Linked DNA regions of Mus musculus: regions 1 and 2 are each linked to region 3. Evidence: chromatin loops called from intact Hi-C (ENCODE). Cell type or tissue: heart. All regions are shown on one strand.

Region 1 (5,000 bases), 59 kb after region 3:
GGGCTGAACAGCTGTAATAACTCATTTTTCTATTCACACACTCAAAAGCCAGGACAGCTAGAAGAGCCGTCAGATTAAGAACACTGTCCCCTCAAGATTCTTCCATCCTTTGTCAGACAGCCTGCACCTGCTTGCTTCCCTTTACCTCCCCGTTTTAGATAGAGCTGCTCTCTCCTCCCCCTCTCAGTCTGAAAGAAAGGCAAAAAGGGAAAGGAACAACAATTTAGCTGGAGGTCAACTGGGAACCCCTGCTAATGGCTGCTTCTTCTCTGCTCAGTGATTGTGGAGAATAGGAAATCAGGCCGAACTCACTGTTGTCATCAAGGAGAAAAAGCTGGTGAGCCAGCGAATGATACTGACTGCCTTTTCCCTTTGAAGAAAAATAATTACCACGTTTAAGGGACACGCTTCAGGGCAAACACCTTCTTCCGAGCTCATCACTGTGGAGGACAGTGCGCTGTAGCCCAGCAGAGTGGGTTGCCCGTGATGGAAATGGCCTGCTTCCCTCACACGACCCCGTGTCCCCGTGTCCCATGATCTCTCTCCCTAAACCAGGGATGAGGGAGTCTGAAGATCATGTCATGCAGCTCTGTATGTTTAGGTGGCCCGTGATGTCTGGTGCTTGTATGAAAGGCCCGAGACTTCTAGTTGCTAAGAAAGGTCAGGGGGATAAGGCTAACGGAAGGGCTGTGCTACTGTACAAAATACACCCAGGCAGGTGATATCTTCAATCCATCCTTATCTCCAGAGCAAGGTGGCTTTACAAATAAACAGATTTTCTGGGAGCCTGAAGTGAAGGATGAGGTAGGACAAGGGTCAGAGTTAGGGCCTTCACACCTCCTCTGAAGAGGGGGACATTTCCAGTTGAAAATTTGTGTTCAGTCCCTGAAAAAAATTAGACTCTTAGCAAGTAGGATTTTAAACATATCCCTGAATTTTATTTTTTTCATTTACTGATAGCACACAATCGCTCTGGTAGCTAATAAATTCTTAAGAGTACCTGGAGAAAAAGGCTTTAATGTTTGTCACTATCTGCAAAGCAGTTTGAGAGGTTTGAGCTTCAACAGGGTGTGGGGTGTGGTGTGGGGCAGTCAAAGACGTCTTGCATTTTTAAAGGAAGAAGTATTTGGTTAGCAGTTCAGCATCAGTCGTTACCATTCACTTATTAAGAAACATAAATCAAGTTTACTTAACATACAAACATGACAAAAAAATTAGCAACCTGTGCTTCGGCTTTGCGTTACAAACTGAAGGACTGTGACTTCCCTTCCGTTGGAAGTACATATGCTCTATAAAATGAAAGAACTCATCTCACAGAGCCTTACCCTTAGGTGAAGAGCTACAGCAATCGATGGCTGCAGAGAGAGGGAGAAATGGGCTGCCCTAGGCATGAGCTTCCTGATAGCTCACCTAATCCCAAGTGGTAAATCCTAAACACATATTCATATAAGCAACACTGAACGAACGTAGTAGACTGTGTGGTGTGTGATGTGTGTGTGTGTATGTATAAAATGTGTGCATGCATGTAACAGTAATAAAGAAGAGGAAGTCAGGAGTATGAAGAGGATCATGGGAACAAATTGGGGGGGGGAAGAGGAGGGGTGAGTGATGTAAACACTGTATTCATGTACTAAATTCTAAAAAAAAAAAAAAAAACCCAAAGCCAAGCAACCACCTCAGCCTCAACCAAAAAAGAAAAAGAAAAAAAGAAAACAGGGAGAAGGAATTCATACAAAAGAATTATTTAGCAAGCAGACTATATCCTCAGTAAAAGAAGTATTAACAATTATAGACATCTAATTTGGAGGGTCATTAAATTATTTTTAACAGCAATGGATTGCGAAGAAACGTTAGCAATTCTTGCAACCCCAAATAACACATCCAGTTTATGGGTAAGCATATCCTGTTTAGCTTGATTTTCACCATTTCATGCTGGACACCTATAGAAAAGTCATAGCGTGCAACACACATACATACAGTTTGCATTTGTCAACTCCATGTTAATGGTACCTATGTGTTTATTGTTATAACTACATGGTAATTACCTATCTTGTCTTAACTGAAAATCACTAATAAGTTCACAATAACATAAAAGGTATTATTAAAGACATTAGCAAAATAATTGTGTGTGTGTACATAGATGTGAAATGAAAAGTACTCAGACACTCAAAGATATAATTGAGCACAGAGCCTTTGACCACATGATTTTAGTTTTAGGGAATTTTGTCTTTATCTGGATTATTTTTGAGGAAGCTGCCTGTTTTGTTTTCTTGTGTTCTTAGTCACTGATTTTTGGAAGCCAATAGCAACGGCTCCGTCGCGCCCCCTTGTGTTAAGGGATAGTTTCAAAATTCTGAAAGTCTACCTTCTGTCTTCAGTTCACTTTGAAGGACTGAATTGGATAACATAGTACATTCAAAAGAAGGATAGAAAATTCCTAGGAAGCATGAATCTATGATCTAGGCACGTCCACCACCAATCCATTCTCAGTGCATCCATGAAGCTCTGCTGCATTTTTTAAAGGTCCTGAGCGATCACTAAAGCACTCTTTAAGTGGCATACCACACAGCGCCATTCACATTTTTGACTGAATTTGTAAGTCATGGTATCTCACTCCCTGGGAATTAGAAAATGCAGCCTAGTAGACTCATGCAACACAATTTCAAGACTTTTTTTTAACATGTGAGGATTTTTATTAATTATGTCTTCCAATTCCCTGTGGGCTTGAGATTGTTTATATTTTGAAAATGTTATACTCTTCTAAACTATGGTTTGCTCCTCCCCAATTTCCATGCCCTGGACTCATCTTTCCCGGCCCTCCTGACCCTCTCTTCTTCCCAGTTCTATCCTGACCCTACCTTTTTCTTAGTTCTATCCTGACCCTACCTTCTTCCCAGTTCCATCCTGACCCTACCCTCTCCCCAGTTCCATGCCTAAACAGTTTTCCTTGTAGACTTCAAGCCAGCCTACAAATGCCACAAACTGTAAAGCATGTTTATCAGCATTCTGACATGATATTCCATATTATAGACCATTTTGTTGCTTTGGGTTTGTTGTTCCCAATGGTGATATTATCCAGTTGATGATTTGATTTTTTTCCTTCTTTCCTCACGGCCCCAGATGGACTACAAACACAATACAACCAGTCCTTGGCGTATGACTGAGCACGTCACAAACATTTACGTAGAGCTTAGTCATTTGCAACTGAAAATGCTTTTTCCGAGAAAAACTATCCAAGAAATCATAATTAGTTTCCAAGGGTACTTTCTCAAATCCGTTTTACCTACATTGGAAATTCTACCAGGAGTACCATTTCTATTAAATTTGCCCATCATTTGTTGAATTATTTGTTTGGTTAAATGGATATTTACTCTTAGCATGGCTAGAAGCAAACCTCCACTCCTGTACAGTCTAAGGGGCACCTAGCTCTGAGCGGAGTGGGCTTAGTGACCAGGCAAACACATCTTGGAGATAAGCCAGAGGTAGAGAGAAAAATTATGATCTCTCTCCTCACCACCACTCACACCCTGGGCAGATCCCTCAGTAGCAGATGACCTTCATTCAGAGGCACACAAGTACTTTAGTTGAAAGATGCTATGGCATGCAACATACCTTCAGGGTTTCCTCTAGTTATGTGGCCTGTTCTCTCGCTCTCATCCTCCCCTCTCTTCTTTCTCTTCTCTCTCTCCTCCTTCTCTGCCCCATGTCTCTCTTTCTCTCTTTCCATTTCTCCCCTCCTCTTCTTCCCCTCCCTCTCTCCCTGCCTCCCTTTCTCCCTCCCCTTATCACCAGACATTTATTAGTTCCAGTGTTGGTACAGCTATTCTGGTAGGTTCTAGGGATGTAGAAGACATGAAGATGGGTAAGAAATAGTCCCTGCCCCTGGGGCTGACCTTCTATAAGTAACTACAAGTAACACAACTATGTTTATAGGCTATTAAGAACTATACCAAACAGTAGGTGGCACAAAGCAGCTAGCTTTAAGGGGGCCTTAAAATGCATGTAGAGTTGGATAATAAACAATCAGAAAATTAAATCAGAATGAAGATCATATTTCGTATGCCACAAGAGAAACTAGAAGCAAGAGTCAAATTGTATCTATCACTCCTTGACCAGAGAACTCTTGCTTTGCATAGAGTCTGCCTTCACCTCTCTCCTAGTACAATTATAGCATAGAAGGCAATTGGAATGCATTCTACTATGGAAAATATATCCATTCAAGAGAGGGCCAGACTTTTAATTAAGTCCTACTAGCTTGTCCAAAGCTTTCTAAAAGGTGAACAACACAAATGCTGTAAGCAGGCAAGGGCTAAGGGAGAGGGGGAGGGCAGAAAACAGACACTGACCCAAATCTGGAACAGTAGGAAGGGTGGTTCTCCCTGGAGTCTGGTGTCATGGCAGCTGGAGGGAGAAAGACCCTTCTCCAGGCCTTTGCTTGGTGTCCCCCTTGCTTCTCAGAATGCTGCTATCAGGGTTATGGCTTCCAGGCAACAGAGATTAGATGACGTGTTAGAGTATGGAGTCTGATTACTATAGGAATTCTTCTAAAGTGATGCTAAGGTCCTCTGGCCCGATGAAAGCATCATTTGTACACAAGACCTTCTGGCCAGAATTTTAACACATGCATCTTAGGTATGAGAGACATGGCAATGGTTATGGGGCCCTGTGAGGAAACTGATAAACAAAATGAGATGTCAGTATCTCTTCCTCTTCTTCTTCTTCTTCTTCTTCTTCTTCTTCTTCTTCTTCTTCTTCTTCTTCTTCTTCTTCTTCTTCTTCTTCTTCTTCTTCTTCTTCCTCTTCCTCTTCCTCCTCCTCCTCCTCCTCCTCCTCCTCTTCTTCTTCTTTTTCTTCTTCTTCTTCTTCTTCTTCTTCTTCTTCTTCTTCTTCTTCTTCTTCTTCTTCTTCTTCTTCTTCTTCTTCTTCTTCTTCTTCTTCTTCTTTTCCTCCTCCTCTTCTGCTAAAAAGATAATCTACTTATTTTTATTTTAGTGTCTAGT
Region 2 (5,000 bases), 740 kb after region 3:
CTTGACCATAATCAATGGTTTTGATTCTGAGCATGGCTGTACTTATACTGGTTTGTTGATCCCGATTACCCTAAAACTCATTCTTCCAAATTCAAAACACATTTCTTTCCTATAACTTCTAAGGAATTATCGTCGTTGTGGTGATAAAGCCTCTGTGCTGGAGAGAAGGCTCAGTGACTAAGAGTGCTTCCTGCTCGTCCAGAACAAGAAGGGTCGCAGCATCCATGCCAGGTGGCTCACAACTGTAATTAAACTTCCAGGGGACCTAACGCCCTCTTCTGGCCTCAGTGTTCAGCACACACACACACACACACACACACACATACACACTCACACATGCATGGAATACACACACAGACATATGCACTACACACACTCGCATGCACACATTCATGCACACACACAGATATATGGACTACACACACACATGTATACATATATATGCACGTATACACTCACACACACATGCACACATGCATGCACACAGAGACATATGCACTATACACACACACACACACACACACACATACACACACACATACACACTCACACATGCATGGAATACACACACAAACATATGCACTACACACACTCGCATGCACACATTCATGCACACACACAGATATATGGACTACACACACACATGTATACATATATATGCTCGTATACACTCACACACACATGCACACATGCATGCACACAGAGACATATGCACTATACACACACACACACACACACACACACACACACATTAATTTTGAAAATATAAGACCCAACATTTAAATTCTGTTCGTCTAATGATCCTTAGAAGTTATGGGTTCTATCCAAAGTAAGGCAGACCAGCATAGATAGCAGTTTTACAATTAATGAAACTCAGACCAGTGGAGGTTAGTATCAATCAGATATGTAGGGCGATTAGTATCAATGACAAACTTAGAACAGAATTGGGGTCTGCATAAGCAGGTTGATGGACTTGGCATTTGTACACACGGGCCCCCACTCTTTACACACTCACTGAAAGCTGAGGTAAATTCATTTGCCCGTTAGTCAAAAAAAATGTATTTTGGGGTTTTGTTAGCAGGAAAATAAAGCTTCCAACAGATTTCCAGTAAGGTTATGAAATATATATTAACTTTAAATTCTATAAAATTTTAAGAATTTAATTTCTATAGCATTTAAAAATGCACCCAAACTCTAACTATTTAAATTTAAACAGAATAGACCTGTATACTTTCAAGTGTGACTCAGGGAGTAGCATTTAGGGCCATCTTATTAGTTTCACTCAATGGGACACATATGAACTGGGTCTTACCCGAAGGGTTCAGATATTAAAGCCCTGGTAGGGAGTCTGTGCTTGAAGGAGAGGACACCCCAAGATCTGTTTGCTTGTTTTGTTCTGTTTTGTAATCTTGAGAATATTTTTTAAGTTTTTAGGAATTTATGCATTTGTACGTATGTTGAGGTATATCAATTACTTTCACTCACTTATCTGTTACATTGGTTCAGATGTTATACTGATTCTCTGTGACTCAAGAAACTGATCTATAGCATGGCTGTAGGTCAGAGCTGTCTGGACTAGCATACCAACCCACCTAGGGACTTCTGGAGAATACAAATTCTCATAGCAGTGCCCTGTCCCCCATGCTTCCTAACAGAAATTCTGATGAAGGCAGGAGAGAGGACTTATGGTCCCACAGTCTGGATTTAGACATTTTCTTTTCCATGAAATCCTCTCATTCAGATTTGAGCACAATAGCTTAATTTAGTATCCAGTGCCAGGATTTCTTGGAATCCTGGGATTTTGAACACAGCTATGATTTGGCTGAGTCCTACTGAGGCAGCAAGACCAAGGGCTGAGGGCAACAGCACAGGGCTCTCTCTACACCACTGCCTGCCTCCAGTGCCAAGCTGGCCCAATGCAGTCTGCGTTTAATTGTTTATTGGTGTGGGTTTTTGAGTGTTTGAATGTTGCAAGCAGTAGGGATCCCATTGTGTTCATAAGACGATATTTCTACATTTACCCAATATTCAGAAGTAAGTCCCCAAGAAAGGGAATTAGGAGTATTTTCTACTAAGTGAGCAAAGAAGATTTCTTAAAATGAATTCAGTGAACTGCAAAGCTTGTGCAAGTTGGGTTGAGAGACTTGGCAGTCAGGGATGGACGAGATGAAGGAGCAGGGTGAGGCAGTCAGGGATGGGTGGGATGAAGGAGCAAGGTGAGGTGGGGAGTCAACACAGAGCCTAGAGGGGCTTGTATTTGGAGGAAGATGTATACAGTATTAATCCAGAACTCCAGCTTCACATTATGCGAAGTCCTCACATGTCTTTGGTAACAAGTACTTTTCTTTTTGCCTCTGAAACTTGTTTTAATTAATAAAATGTATTTCATGCCTTAATTTTGTCTTTTAAGAGTGATTAGCACTTAAAAGTATAAGCAAGACAAATGGAGGAAATAAAGTTTGAAAATCACTCAGAGAATTCTTCTTGTTTAAAAAGATGCATACATCTTTTAAGCAACAGCACACATTTTTTGAAGCATTTTTTTTATTAGATATTTTCTTATATACATTTCAAATGCTATCTGGAAAGTTTCCTATACCCTCCCTCTGCCCTGCTCCCCTACCCACCTACTCCCACTTCTTGGCCCTGGCATTCCCCTGTACTGGGGCATATAAAGTTTGGAATACCAAGGGGCCTCTCTTTCCTGTGATGGCTGACTAGGCCATTTTCTGCTACATATGCAGCTAGAGATATGAGCTCTGGGGGTACTGGTTAGTTCATATTGTTTTTCCACCTATTGCAAACCCCTTCAGCTCCTTGGGTGCTTTCTCTAGCTTCTCCATTGGGGGCCCTGTGTTCCATCTTATAGATGACTGTGAGCATCCACTTCTGTATTTGCCAGGCACTGGCATAGCCTCATATGAGACAGCTATAACAGGGTCCCTTCAGCAAAACCTTTCTGGCATATGCAATAGTGTCTGGGTTTGGTTGCTGATTATTGGATTGATCCCTGGGTGGGGTAGTCTCTGGATAGTCCATCCTTTCATCTCAGCTCCAAACTTTGTCTCTGTAACTCCTTTCATAGGTATTTTGTTCCCATTTCTAAGGAGGAATGAAGTATCCACCTGTTGGTCTTCCCTCTTCTTGATTTTCTAATGTTTTGCAATTGTATCTTGGGTGTTCAACAGCACACATTTTAACCACTTCTAATCGGGCACCCACGACAGCAACATTTGACCCAGAAACTGCAAAGAGCATTAACTTTAAGTTAATGGAAGAATGTTAGAATCTTCCCACAGAGTCCTAGGAACGGTGAGACCAAGGAGGCTCTTTTACCCCAAAGCATCGAATGACACAGTGCCACTTAACACAGGACACTCAAATAGAAAGCATGGCCCGAGACAGAAGAAAATCTTTTTTTTTTCAAATTTGTACTTAAGTATGAAAGTACTAAAACTTTTGATAATCAGTCAGGCCAATATGAAATGATCTACATTACTGAGCGATAGTATAAAATGATGTGTTGTATAAGTTTTCAGATAAAAAAGAATATATCATGAAAGCCTTTCTAACTTGGAAATTACTGTAAGGACTTCTTGTCCAAGACATGACTGCCCCCATGTGGGCCAGTTTTGTATCACACTAAGAGGCAGAAATCTAGAAACAAGCATGAGAATTCCGTCAGCATTCCCTGAGAGACTTTATTCTAGATCCATTAATTTGGTGCAAGTAGTTACACACTGATAACAACAAATAGGTTAGAAAATTCTAACTATGGAGATATCCATTATCTTCACTACTCAAGGATGTTCCATACACCAATACACTGTTTTTTTTTTTTTTTTTAGTGGACCTTTTCAGAGATGTCAACTCAGACCCTGCTCACACACATGGACTCAGAACCAGTATCTTAATAAGACTCCCTGGTTATGTGTGTGCATTTAGATCTAGTTCTTGGCTCCATTCCAACCCATATATGTATATATGTATATCTGTGTGTGTATGTATGTGTGTGTATATACATACACACATATATATCGGCTTATTTTCTTTAACTAATGTGATAATTCTACAACTCAGAAAAACATTAAAACAAATTTCCAAAAAGAGGGCTTCTTTTTTGTTTCAGAAGAGATTAGAGTATTTTATTTTGCCCAATCAGAGCTCTTCAGCAAAGAAATTCATTTACATATATAGGAACATTTCTCAGAAACATTAATTTGTAATACATTCTCAAAATACCAGCTTAATGGTATTTATTTACAAAAATATTTCATCACCTAATTTTGAACCTATTTGCTGTGATGACAGTATTTTTTTTTTCTCATTAAGTTACAGAAACGCAAAAGAACTACAAAGTCTGAGGATGTTTTTCAGGGTTTGCAATAGTGCTTTTTTTTTTCTTAAAAAAAAATGAAACACTACACAGATAATTAAAAAAAACTGTACTCCAAAAGCACATTCCAGGAATTATTTTAGAAACAGTTCTGCACTGAGCGAACGTAAAGAGAAAATGCAGGAGATGAACAGTGCGTACGGTGTTGACAGACAGGCTAGCAGTCTGGATGCATGCTTGCCCTCCGCATGGACAACCCTAGGAAACTAAGTCTGTCTGTTTTATAACTGTTTTTTTTTTTGAAACACGTTTACAATGAAAGGAAGTGTAACTAGACAGTGCTCCCCTCCCTAGACTAGCTACCATGTTAAGTAGAGGTCACACCTAAAGTATCACATAGCTATTTACAAAAAAAGAAAAGAAAGAAGGAAAGAAATGATGCCACTATTTCTCATCTTTTCATTACTTCTTAGTGCATCTAAGTCTGTCAGAAACACAGTACACTCTCTTCAATTGGAGCAAAGTTTGGATAACAAAATACAAGTGCTATAAAAAAATAATCAAAACCCCAAACTCACATAAATAAAATCCCACAATTAACCTACACCCATTTTAAATGCCTGAGTCAAATGACCTACAATGAGTTGACACTATTTATACCTTA
Region 3 (5,000 bases):
GGGTGCTTCGCATGTTCCTTTTCAGAGTCTGGGACAAGGACTGCGGTGCCTACTTTACACACCAAAGCAGACCTGGTCACCAAGATCTCCCAGCAAACCTCAGCCCCTTCCTGGCAGACCCTGGCCCCAACCCTGAACTTCCCAGCCCAGGGGCTGGGCTGCCCATTCCCCAGAGGCTCTTCCCTATAAAATCTGGACATTTTGGCCTCACCCTCTCTTTTTCTCCTTCTTCCCCTCTTTCTCTGTGAACGATGTCTTTGTTTCTTTCTCTTCTCCCTCCCCTGTGTCTTCCCTGCCATGGCTACGTCCCTGGCCTCCTTCCTTGGGGCTGGTGAACTCAGCAGCCCGAGAACAGCTTCCAATAAGTCCTCTATGTATTAATCTGGCTTGAATTGGCTCCTTTCACTGGTGGAGAGATAACTTGTCATAGATCACCTGGGTTCAGTTCCCAGTGCCCATATGGCAACTCACAACTTCAGTCCTAGGAGAGCTGACGTCTTCTTCTGGCCTCTGTGGACATCAGACACACACGCAATACACACACACACACACACACACACACACACACACACACAAATAGTTAAACACTTATAGTCATAAAATAGGATAAATAATAAAAAAAGAAAATCAAGAGGAAATTACCTTTGCTTCCTAGCTATGCGCAGCTCTATAAGGTTTTCCTGTGTATAGACGGCTCTTTATTCTGTTCCTACTTCCTCCTATCAGAGCCTTCTTTTACTCAAGGGTGTAACTAAAAACTGCCAAAGTACTGCTATTTCACAAATACGCTTGACTCTGGCATGATAAATCTGAGGGAAACGAGGAGAATACTACCACCATCACCATCATCACTATCACCAACGTCGTGATTACCATCATCATCATCTCCAGGACCACCACCACCATCATCACCCGCAGCAGCAACGTTTGTGTATTTGTGTGTATGTATGATTAGTGTGTGTAAGTGCATGGATATCACAGGACAACTATATGAGATTGGTTCTTTCCTGCCCCTTTAGATGGGTTCTGGGGATTGAATTCAGGCCATCAGGTTTGCTTGGCAACTATTTTTGCCCACTGAACTCTCACTGGCTCCGGGACAGAGATCTCAAACCTGGGAAGGATGTAATGAGCTTTAAAAAAAATCTAGCATGTAAGATGCCCTGTGTCATGTGCTAACTGCTGACTATATGCTAGAGTTGAAATTTAAATAAATGAAAACAATGTAAAAGGAACAATTTAGTTCTTCTCATGTTGTGGTGACCCACCCCCAACTGTAAAATGATTTCTGTGCTATTTCTTTAATTTTGCTACTGCTGTGAATGGGACTGTCAGTATCTGATACACAAAATACTCAGAAATGTGACCCTTGTGGGTGTCGAGACCTATAGGTTGAGAACCACCACTCTAGAGAAATGTACCAGTGGGTCTCAGATTGACCAGTGCAGAGATGAGATGTTTCCATCCACACAGGGAGGGATACTCGTGGAACTTTGGGAAGGGCTGCCCTGTTGGGAAATGGTGGAGCCAGAATTGTGGCAGCACATGAATAGTAGCCTCCATGGGAATCTGGTCTGCCCAGGTGCAGTCCAGTTGGGCAGGTCTGGCTGGTTCTTTTGCTTCAGACAGAGGTGGCTGTCAGTGGGCAGACTTTGAGTAAATAAACATCTCTAGCCAGGGTGGACTGCTTTGAGGCAGGGATAGATCCAGTCTCTAATAACAAACAGGCTGGGTACAGGGGAGAGACACTCCAGTTTGTTGGACCATGAATAAACAGAACTAGAAAAAATAGACATGCATTTACTTTAAATTTGTATTGATTGGGGTTTTCAACTTATGGCAGTTGATATTGGTCTTACTCTGGTAACAAACTTAAAAAAAAAAAGTTATTCCAACTTTGAAGTAGAAAGCTCTAAAGTTGCCCTGGATGAAATCTAGGGAGAGGCACAATGAAGCCCATGCGTGTTTAGATTTTAAGGCAGCACTCAGTGCTAACAGTCTTGGATAGCATTGGTGACATTCTGAGCTTTAGTCTCAGCATTGTAAGCAAGCAAACAAATTTAAAATCTGTAAATGTAGTTTACAAAACCTGAAGTTTGAGGAACAGCGATGTAATGTGGAAGAGGTGTTTCTGTGAGGAGTCAAATTATCTTTAGGGTGCTCTGAGCTCAGTGCTAAAGCCCCACAATGTTTTAGAGGACCATGAAAAGGTGTCAATTTCATGTTACAGCATTAAAGACAACACTTAATATATAATATCGTTTTTACACTAGCATAATTGTATGTATATGATATGTATATATGTACATATGTATATATTATAGCAGAAGGGGTCTACAAATGTGCAAGTGTCTAGGGTTCTTGGAAGCCATAAATGCTACTACTCAGTGTCTTGGAGGGAACGTTGAGGTCATGAAAGACAGAAGGCCGAGCTTGCTCAGCATCACCACCAGGGGGCGTGCTGGGGCAGTTGTATTTGAGCAGACCACTCCACTGAAAGACTATTCAGAAGCAGCCTCTTTCTCAGTGTGTGTTCAAGCTTCCAGTGACTAGATGTCAGGTGTGGGTGAGAAAACAGGGTGCCCATGTCACCAGGCTGAGGCAGGTGGGACTAGGCCCTGCTCAGATGATCACTACCTGCTCTCAGGTCTGGTTGGGGAGTTGTCAGGGTTGCACATACACGGGAAGATTTTTCTGGGGTTGGGGGGAGAGGTACAACAAGCAGTGGGGACTTAAGGCATCTACTATTAGAAGGCATATGAGTGCATGCTTCCCTACAGTCACATCATGGGGATCTAGGGACGGTTACCATGTGGTCTCAATCAAGCTGCTTATGATTAAAGAGGTATAGACATGAGAAACACACACACACATACACACACATGCACATATATACATACTGAGAGAGAGAGAGAGAGAGAGAGACAGAGACAGAGACAGAGACAGAGACAGAGACAGAGACAGAGACAGAGGGAGGGAGGGAGGGAGGGAGGGAGGGAGGGAGGGAAGGAGGGAGGGAGACTGTGAATATAAAATGTGATTTGGGAATGATGTCATAGATTCCTTTTGGGGAAAAGCAGCCTATGAAACAATTACACCATCTTTCCTGCAGGCAAAGGCTGATGGGAAACAGACAGTGAGGGCACATTGAAGTTCATGTCACCGCCTCTTCCCATGGATGGCCGAGTACCCATGTCATTCTGTGCTGAAAGAATGTGCTTACAGGCTCAGTATGGAACTGCCCTATGGGAGACTATATTTGCTCTCTTGTTGCCAAGTGAGGCCAAGGACATTGAAAAATGACCCTATTATAACTTCTGATAAAAGCAGCAGCTACTTAGAGGATCAACCAATAAACATCCGAAGAAGACAAATGGCTCCAAGAAGAAGACTGATGTAAGTTGGAAATTAGGGATACCTGCTGTGAGGGGACCAGAACAAAGCTTAGGGCACAGAGATTCTCCCATTCCAGGCTCACAGATCGCCATTGATTTGGGTCACCTGACTGCTCGTCCTGGGAAAAAGTCAATCACTTATAATATACATGAAAGTAACCTGAGATCAGTGACCCTTTGTGTGAAGGCTCGTTATCATTGTGACAAACCATCTGAAATGGAAAATCAGGGTAATTTTATGTAATACTCTCACTTGGGCTACAAGCCTCCGAGTGTTTGGTCAGAATTATTTTCTATAGTCTAAATATAGAGTCAGCATAAAAACTATTAAAAAAAAACCTTCAGCTTTTAGGGTTACTCAAGGTTATTTTTTAGAGGCTTAAACAAACCCTGTGGATATCTCTTTCTTGTGAAACTTGGTCTATTTTATATTGTTGATTGTAGCAGTTTCTACCATAGCATCCAGCATGTATCCCACAAATTGCTTCCTTCTTAATCTCAAGGGTTTTGGCAAACCACACTTAAATGGCCAGGAAAAAGCGTTATTCCACATTTTCCATTACGTCAGAGTCTTGGCAAGTGGGCCTGGGGCTTGGTGGTGGTGGTAGTGTTAATCACTGGCTACCTCACTCACTGTCCCCACGTGTCTGATTAACCACAAACACACAGTGTCGTTCAGCCACGGAGGAGGCCATAGTGGAGAACTTGCAAGACAGGTGGGACATTTGCTGTAATTTTTTCTGTCAGCTGTCATCAGTCAACAAAATCCAAACTGAGACCTTCAGCTGCCAACTGCTTTGAGGCGAACACTTTCCTGGTCCCAGAGTAGAAGGGGGACCAGCTAAGATGGGGTAGAGTTGAACGAGAGTCTCTCTATTAGACAGAATGAGAGTGGATAGAAAAGTCGTTTTTTGAGAGGTTAATGAAGAGCCTTGTTGTGAATGGAAGCGATTGGAACGTACGCTTCTAGCAAGGAAATAGCCCCCAATAGCATGCAATAGCATGCAATAGCATGCAATAGCATGCAATAGTTAGCCCATTTTTTCACTCCGCGTAAACTCTCACATTCTGCAGCAGCTGCTACTGTTTGGATTATGAATAGCAATAAGCCATATGGCATGACAGAAATGAATCACACATATTTTCACATGGACAAATATTATTATTCCCAAACATAAACACGTCCATATAAGTGGGTTTTTTCCCTCCTGGGAGGAATACAGTTCCTGATCTCAGTTATGAGAAGATGACTCTGTACGTGTAAAAATCACCTGCCAAATTTATTATCATCAAAACAATCCTACCCTTGCTCTCTCCGTGCCTTCCTTTCCTTATTTGTCATCAGCCACACTCAGGGTGGTGGCAGAGATGTGGGAAGGAAGGGAAGGAGAAGACGGGAAGGAGCAAGGGAAAGCACAGCTGTGGAAGGGGCTCCATGCTGTCCCTAGCTCTGCCCTTAGCTGTCTTCACTCTTGCAATGAAGCAGTGCGCTTGCCTGGGAATGATTACAGGGAGCATCTAGCAGCCAAACACTGGGAGGTGAAGCTGGAAAAGGCTTGATGGAGCCACTTAGACATGTCTACACCAGGGCTTTAGAAGGATCTC

The links. Hi-C counts contacts between places; a loop is a spot of excess contacts. Peaks named below come from ENCODE experiments on the same cell type or tissue, not always from the same donor. Only the 100,000 strongest peaks of a DNase experiment are listed, where the experiment ranks them.
Region 1: a loop joins it to region 3, with 2.1 times the contacts of the local background. A loop is called at or near these places in 2 of 42 quality-filtered maps.
Region 2: a loop joins it to region 3, with 14 times the contacts of the local background. A loop is called at or near these places in 7 of 42 quality-filtered maps.

What each region holds. Positions count from the first base shown.
Region 1 is chr10:9,069,515-9,074,514 of GRCm38, forward strand. No RefSeq gene overlaps it. Among named protein-coding and RNA genes, the nearest start is that of Gm51794, 63 kb to the left of the region's middle. In heart, CTCF peaks have their summits at 2,326 (motif pointing left) and 2,526; no DNase peak of the experiment used is centred here.
Region 2 is chr10:9,751,425-9,756,424 of GRCm38, forward strand. It overlaps Stxbp5 (syntaxin binding protein 5 (tomosyn)), which reads right to left. Exons shown (of 26, transcript NM_001081344.2): 26 at 4,123-5,000. Among named protein-coding and RNA genes, the nearest start is that of Gm31471, 55 kb to the left of the region's middle. In heart, a CTCF peak has its summit at 3,625 (motif pointing left); no DNase peak of the experiment used is centred here.
Region 3 is chr10:9,010,537-9,015,536 of GRCm38, forward strand. It overlaps Gm51794 (a long non-coding RNA gene), which reads left to right. Exons shown (of 3, transcript XR_003948990.1): 2 at 3,113-3,396. Among named protein-coding and RNA genes, the nearest start is that of Gm51794, 4.3 kb to the left of the region's middle. In heart, no CTCF peak of the experiment used is centred here; a DNase peak (open chromatin) is centred at 2,455.